Regions from separate parts of the Homo sapiens genome. Here region 2 is linked to region 1. A link is an interaction called in ENCODE POLR2A ChIA-PET data of the cell type or tissue named here. Cell type or tissue: PC-3. All regions are shown on one strand. Links, peaks and the distances in the headings refer to the core of each region. The heading gives the core; the rest is flanking DNA. Region 1 overlaps EHD2 (EH domain containing 2). Region 2 has its middle 14 kb from the start of MIR3190.

Region 1 (2,908 bases), core at 269-2,768:
AGACAGAGTCTCACTCTGTCGCCCAGGCTGGAGTGCAGTGGCATGAATGTGGCTCACTGCAACCTCCACCTCCACCTCCCAGGTTCAAGCAATTCTCCTGCCTCAGCCTCCCGAGTAGCTGGGATTACAGGCATGCACCACCACCCTGGCTAATTTCTGTATTTTTAGTAGAGACGGGGTTTCACCATGTTGGCCAGGCTGAGAAGTTAAATATTTTGCATTTATTTAGCAATACTTACTGAGAGTCTCATGTGTGCCAAGCCCTGTCCTGGGAGCCTGGGATACCGCAGAGAACACACAGACAAGATTCTTGCTCTTATGAAGCACCCATCCCAGCCATGGGTTCCCATGCTCATTCATTCATTCCTTTCACCATTCATTTCCTCATTCACTCCTTCATCCACTCATTCTCACCTTTGCTTCTTCACTCATTTATTCACCAACAAGCAATGCTGAGGAGAGCAGAGAGAAGCGATTGAGACCCCCTGACTTAGCTGTCTGGAAGACCTGGAGTTGAGTCCCTCCTCTGCCCCCATCCACTGTGTGACCTTAGGCAAGTAGCTTAACCTCTCTGAACTTGTGTTTTCTTTTCTGTAAAATGCAAATCATAGGACTGTTGTGAAGCCAGGTGTGATGGCTCAAACCTGTAATCCCAGCACTTTGGGAGGCTGAAGTGGGCAGATCAATTGAGGCCAGGAGTTCAAGACCAGCCTAGCCCTAAAAATACAAAAAAATTAGCCCGGTGTTGGTGGCTCATGCCTATGGTCCCACATATTCAGAAGGCTGAGGCACGAGAATCGCTTGAGCCTGGGAGGCAGAGGTTGCAGTGAGCCGAGATAGCATCACTGCACTCCAGTCTGGGCGACAGAGTGAGACTCTGTCTCAAAAAAAAAAAAAGACTGTTGTGAAGATTAAAAGAATATAAATGAGCTAATATATATAAAGAGCTTAAAATAATGCCTGGCATTGAACTGTACATTTAAAAATGATGGAAGTGGCCAGACAGAGTGGCTCACACCTGTAATCCCAGCACTTTGGGAGGTAGAGGCAGGAGGATCGCTTGAGCCTGGGAGTTTGAGACCAGCCTGGGCAAGATGACAAGACCCTGTCTCTACAGAAAAAAATAAAATAAAAAATTATCCACACATGTTGGCATGCATCTGTAGTCTCAGCTACTCAGGAGGAGGAAGCAAGAGGATCACTTGAGCCCAGCAGTTGGAGGCTGCAGTGAGCCATGATTGCGTCATTGCACTCCAGCCTGCAGACAGAGCAAGACCTTGTCTCTTTAAAAAAAAAAATGGTTGAGCTTTTTTTTTTTTTTTTTTTTCAGACGGAGTCTCGCTGTCGCCCAGGTTGGAGTGCAGTGGCGCGATCTCAGGTCACTGCAACCTCTGCCTCTCGAGTTCAAGCAATTCTCCTGCCTCAGCCTCCCGAGTAGCTGGGATTACAGGTGCCACCACACCCAGCTAATTTCTGTATTTTTAGTAGAGATGGGTTTTCACCATGTTGGCCAGGATGGTCTCCATCTCTTGACCTCATTATCCGCCCACCTCAGCCTCCCAAAGTGCTGAGATTACAGGCATGAGCCACTGAGCCCGGCCATAATGGTTGAGTTTTTATGGCGTGTACGTTAATCCTCAATGAAACTGTTTTTTTAAAAACAGTGCTGGATGTACGGTAAGCACTCAGCAAGTCATGGTGATGTCACCCACTGGGAAGCACCCTCTGTGGTCCCTGCTGTGTGTGTGGAGGCTGAGGCAGTTTCAGCTTTGTCCTTACATCTCTCAGCCCACTGGGGACACAGACCTGGCCCCTGAGTGGTCAGCCCAGGGTGGGCAGGGGGATCCAGGGAGCTGTGGGAGCCCAGGGCCAGTGCCTGACCCAACCCCCAGCCTGGGGGTCAAGGAGGACTTCCAGGAGGAGGGAAGGCAGAGTGGGAACCCGGAGGACGAAGAGTTAACTGGCAGAACAAGGAGCTAGCCCTGATTTACTGACTTCATGCCCTCCAGCTAGAGCTCACTCAGTGACTCTTCACAACAACCCCAGGAGGTGGGCACTGTTCTGACCCCATTTTCCAGATGAGGAAACTGAGGCACAGAGAAGTTAGGGGACTAGCTAGGCGTGGTGGCTCACGCCTGCAATCCCAGCACTTTGGGAGGCTGAGGCGGGTGGATCACCTGAGGTCAGGAGTTCGAGACCAGCCTGACCAACATAGTGAAACCCCGTCTCCACTAAAAATACAAAAAAATTAGCTGGGTGTGGTGGTGGGCACCTGTAATCCCAGCTATTCGGGAGGCTGAGGCAGGAGAATCACTTGAACCCAGGAGGCGGAGGTTGCAGTGAGCCAAGGTCCTGCCACTGCACTCCAGCCTGGGCAACAAGAGCGAAACTCCGTCTCAAAAAAAAAAAAAGAGAGAGAAGTTAGGGGACTTACTCAAGACACACAGGTAAGAGGCGACAGAAGAGGAGTCCCATGGGCCCCTATGCTCCTCCGGGGAGCTGGTGCTTGCACCCATCCTGCCTGAGAGGAAGCAGCCTCCTTGCGGGCAACGCAGGGACCGGGATGGGGTTGGGGGCCGTTGTTTTGGGGGAGGAAGGGCCAAGTCACTGGAGGGACAGCAACTGGAGCCCCCCCTCCCTCCCGGTGTCTCCACAAACACACATACTGGCCCAGATTCGGAAAGTGTGTCTCATGGGGCGGGGAGGGAAGAAGGGAGAGAGGTTGAGTCAGTGTGGGATGGGAGACGTGGCAAAAAGGAACCTTGGGCCCACAACGGCACTCACCCAGCGAAAACAGGCATTGTTGGCACTTCCATAGCGCCTACTGTGTGCACACACAAGTGTGCACCTTCTAAGTGCTTTGTATGTTTTAACTAATTTAACCTTTAGGACAACTATGAGGCCGCTA
Region 2 (2,908 bases), core at 143-2,642, 510 kb after region 1:
TTTTAAAAACATTAGCCAGGGGGAACATGGTGAAACTCCGTCTCTACTAAAAATACAAAAAAAAAAAAAGGCCGGGCGTGGTAGCTCACGCCTGTAATCCCAGCACTTTGAGAGGCCGAGGCGGGTGGATCACGAGGTCAGGAGATCGAGACCATCCTGGCTAACATGCTGAAACCCTGTCTCTACTAAAAATACAAAGAATTAGCCGGGCGTGGTGGCGGGCGCCTGTAGTCCCAGCTACTCGGGAGGCTGCGGCAAGAGAATGGCGTGAACCCGGGAGGTGGAGCTTGCAGTGAGCTGAGAGCATGCCACTACACTCCAGCCTAGGCAAATGAGCAACACTCCAACTCAAAAAAAAAAAAGAAAAAGAAAAGAAAAAAAAAATTAGCCGGGGGAAAAAATTAGCCAGGTATGGTGGTGCCTGCCTGTGGTCCCAGCTACTCAAGAGACTGAGGTGGGAGACTCACTTTGAGCCCTCAAAATCAAGATTTCAGTGAGCCATGATTGCACACCACTGCACTCCAGCCTGGGTGGCAGAGTAAGACCCTATCACTAAAAAAACAAAACAGGCTGGGCACGGTGGCTCATGCCTGTAATCCCAGCACTTTGGGAGGCTGAGGTGGGCAGATCATCAGGTTGGGAGTTCGAGACCAGACTGGCCAATATGGTGAAACCCCGTCTCTACTAAAAATAGAAAAATTAGCCAGGCGTGGTGGTGGGCGCCTGTGGTCCCAGCTGCTCAGGAGGCTGAGGCAGAGGAGTTGCTTGAATCCGGGAGGCAGAGGTTGCAGTGAGCCGAGATCACGCCACTGCACTCCAGCCTGTGCAACAGAGCATGACTCTGTCTCAAAAAACAAAACAAAATAAAAAACAAGAACCAACTCCTAAAATGCATTTTTATACTTGCTAACCCTGGAACTTGGCTTTGGGAAGTCTTTCCTAAGTGTGCACAATGTCACACAGCAGCAGACTGATTCAATAGTTAATGGTTCACCTGTTTTGGTTATGGAATTTGATGCATGAAATACTGACAAGGATCTCCAAGACATATTGAGAAAAAAGCACATTGGAGAAAAAGTTATTTATGAATATGTAAAATAGCAGCTAACATTGAGCAATATTGATTCAAAGACTGATTTTTTAATCCCCACATATCTGAGGAATGTGCCACTATTCTACCCATTTTAGGGATGGGGTAACAGAAAGTAGTGTAGCGAGGGTCACATGGCTGAGTGGTAGAGTCTAGGTTTGAACATGGCAGTCTGGAAGGATTCACTCTCAACAGTTAACAGGGGTGACCTCCGGGGAGTGGATATGAAAGTGGATAAAGCTAGGCTGGGCGCTGTGGCTTACACCTATAATCCCAGCATTTTGGGTGCTGAGGCAGGTGGATTACTTCAGGTCAGGAGTTCGAGAGCAGCCAGGCCAACATGGTGAAACCCTGTCTACTAAAAGTACAAAAATTAGCTGGGCATGGTGGCCGGGGCCTGTAATCCCAGCTACTTGGGAGGCTGAGGCAGGAGAATTGCTTGAAACCAGGAGGTGGAGGTTGCAGTGAGCCGAGATCACACCACTGCACTCTAGCCTGGGTGACAGAGCAAGACTCCGTCTATTAAAAAAAAAAAAAAGAAAAAAGAAAAAGAAAAAAAGAAAGTGGATACAGCTAACATGTCCAAAAAGCATCTCATATTTCTCTCCAAAATGCAGTTTAGCTGTGAAGTCAGCTGCTCTTATTATGTGGCCAACATTGTGCTGACAGGCTGTGCCCTGCAGCGGAGAGGAATCTTCTCTTTATGCTTGTATATTGCTTGAATATCGTACAAGCTTAGGAACCAAATCCACCCACCCTTTTGGACCTAGTTGAAGGCCCTCTTTTATGAAGGCCGACATGATGTTTTCCAGTGACTACTGGGTCTCAGGGACTTGTGAAGGGAAGCCCAAAATCTTGTTCTCACTGAGCGAACAAGCCGTGCCACTACATGAATCTCTACTGAGTGCCCCGCACCGCAGCTTTCCCAGTCAGCGCCATTTCCATCTCTCCCTTGCTTGTGAGGTGAGCCTGTTTCCTTATCTCCAGTATGGGTAGGAGAACAGCATCTATCCCCATGGGGTTGCTGTGGGGATTCCAACTCAAAGAACAAGGATTCTGAAAAGTACCAGGCAGGTTGCATGGGTATAATGACCATTGGTTGTTATCATTAAACTTACCACCTGCAACCTAAGCCATCTCTTCCACACCTGTAATGAGCTAATAGAACATACGTCAAGATAACTTTTTTTTTTTTTTTTGAGATGGAGTCTCGCTCTGTTGCCCAGGCTGGACTGCAGTGGCACGATCTCGGCTCACTGCAACCTCCGCCTCCCAGGTGCAAGCGATTCTCCTGCCTCAGCCTCCTGAGTAGCTGGATTACAGCCACGCGCCACCATGCCCAGCTAGTTTTTGTATTTTTTTTTTTTAGTAGAGACGGGGTTTCACTATGTTGGTCAGGCTGGTGTTGAACTCCTGACCTCGCGATCCGCCCGCCTCGGCCTCCCAAAGTGCTGGGATTTTTTTTTCGAGACAGTGTCTCACTCTTTCACCCAGGCTTCAGTGCAGTGGTGAAATCCAGGTCATTTCAGCCTCAAACTCCTGGGCTCAAGTGATCCTCCTGCCCCAGTCTCCCAAGCAGCTGTGACCACAGGCACAAGCCACTATGCTCAGCTATTTCTTTTTTTGTGGAGATGGGGTCTTGCTTTGTTTCCCAAGTTGGTCACGAACTCTTGGGCTGAAGTGCTTCTCCCGCCACAGCCTCCCACCATGCCTGACTGACTGCAGATTTTGAGATGGAGTGTCACACTGTTACCCGGGCTGGAGTGCAGTGGTGCGACCTCAGCTCATTGCGACCTCCGCCTCCCAGGTTCAAGTGAT

What was found. ChIA-PET counts read pairs that join two places held together with the same protein. Peaks named below come from ENCODE experiments on the same cell type or tissue, not always from the same donor. Only the 100,000 strongest peaks of a DNase experiment are listed, where the experiment ranks them.
Region 2: POLR2A ChIA-PET joins it to region 1 with 7 read pairs; 2 of 35 experiments call an interaction of 5 or more read pairs at or near these places.

What each region holds. Positions count from the first base shown.
Region 1 is chr19:47,722,073-47,724,980 of GRCh38, reverse strand. All of the region lies in intron 3 of EHD2 (EH domain containing 2), which reads right to left. Among named protein-coding and RNA genes, the nearest start is that of EHD2, 10 kb to the right of the region's middle. In PC-3, for the core only: no CTCF peak of the experiment used is centred there; a DNase peak (open chromatin) is centred at 1,220; H3K4me3 peaks cover 739 bases; H3K27ac peaks cover 862 bases.
Region 2 is chr19:47,211,302-47,214,209 of GRCh38, reverse strand. No RefSeq gene overlaps it. Among named protein-coding and RNA genes, the nearest start is that of MIR3190, 14 kb to the left of the region's middle. In PC-3, for the core only: no CTCF peak of the experiment used is centred there; no DNase peak of the experiment used is centred there.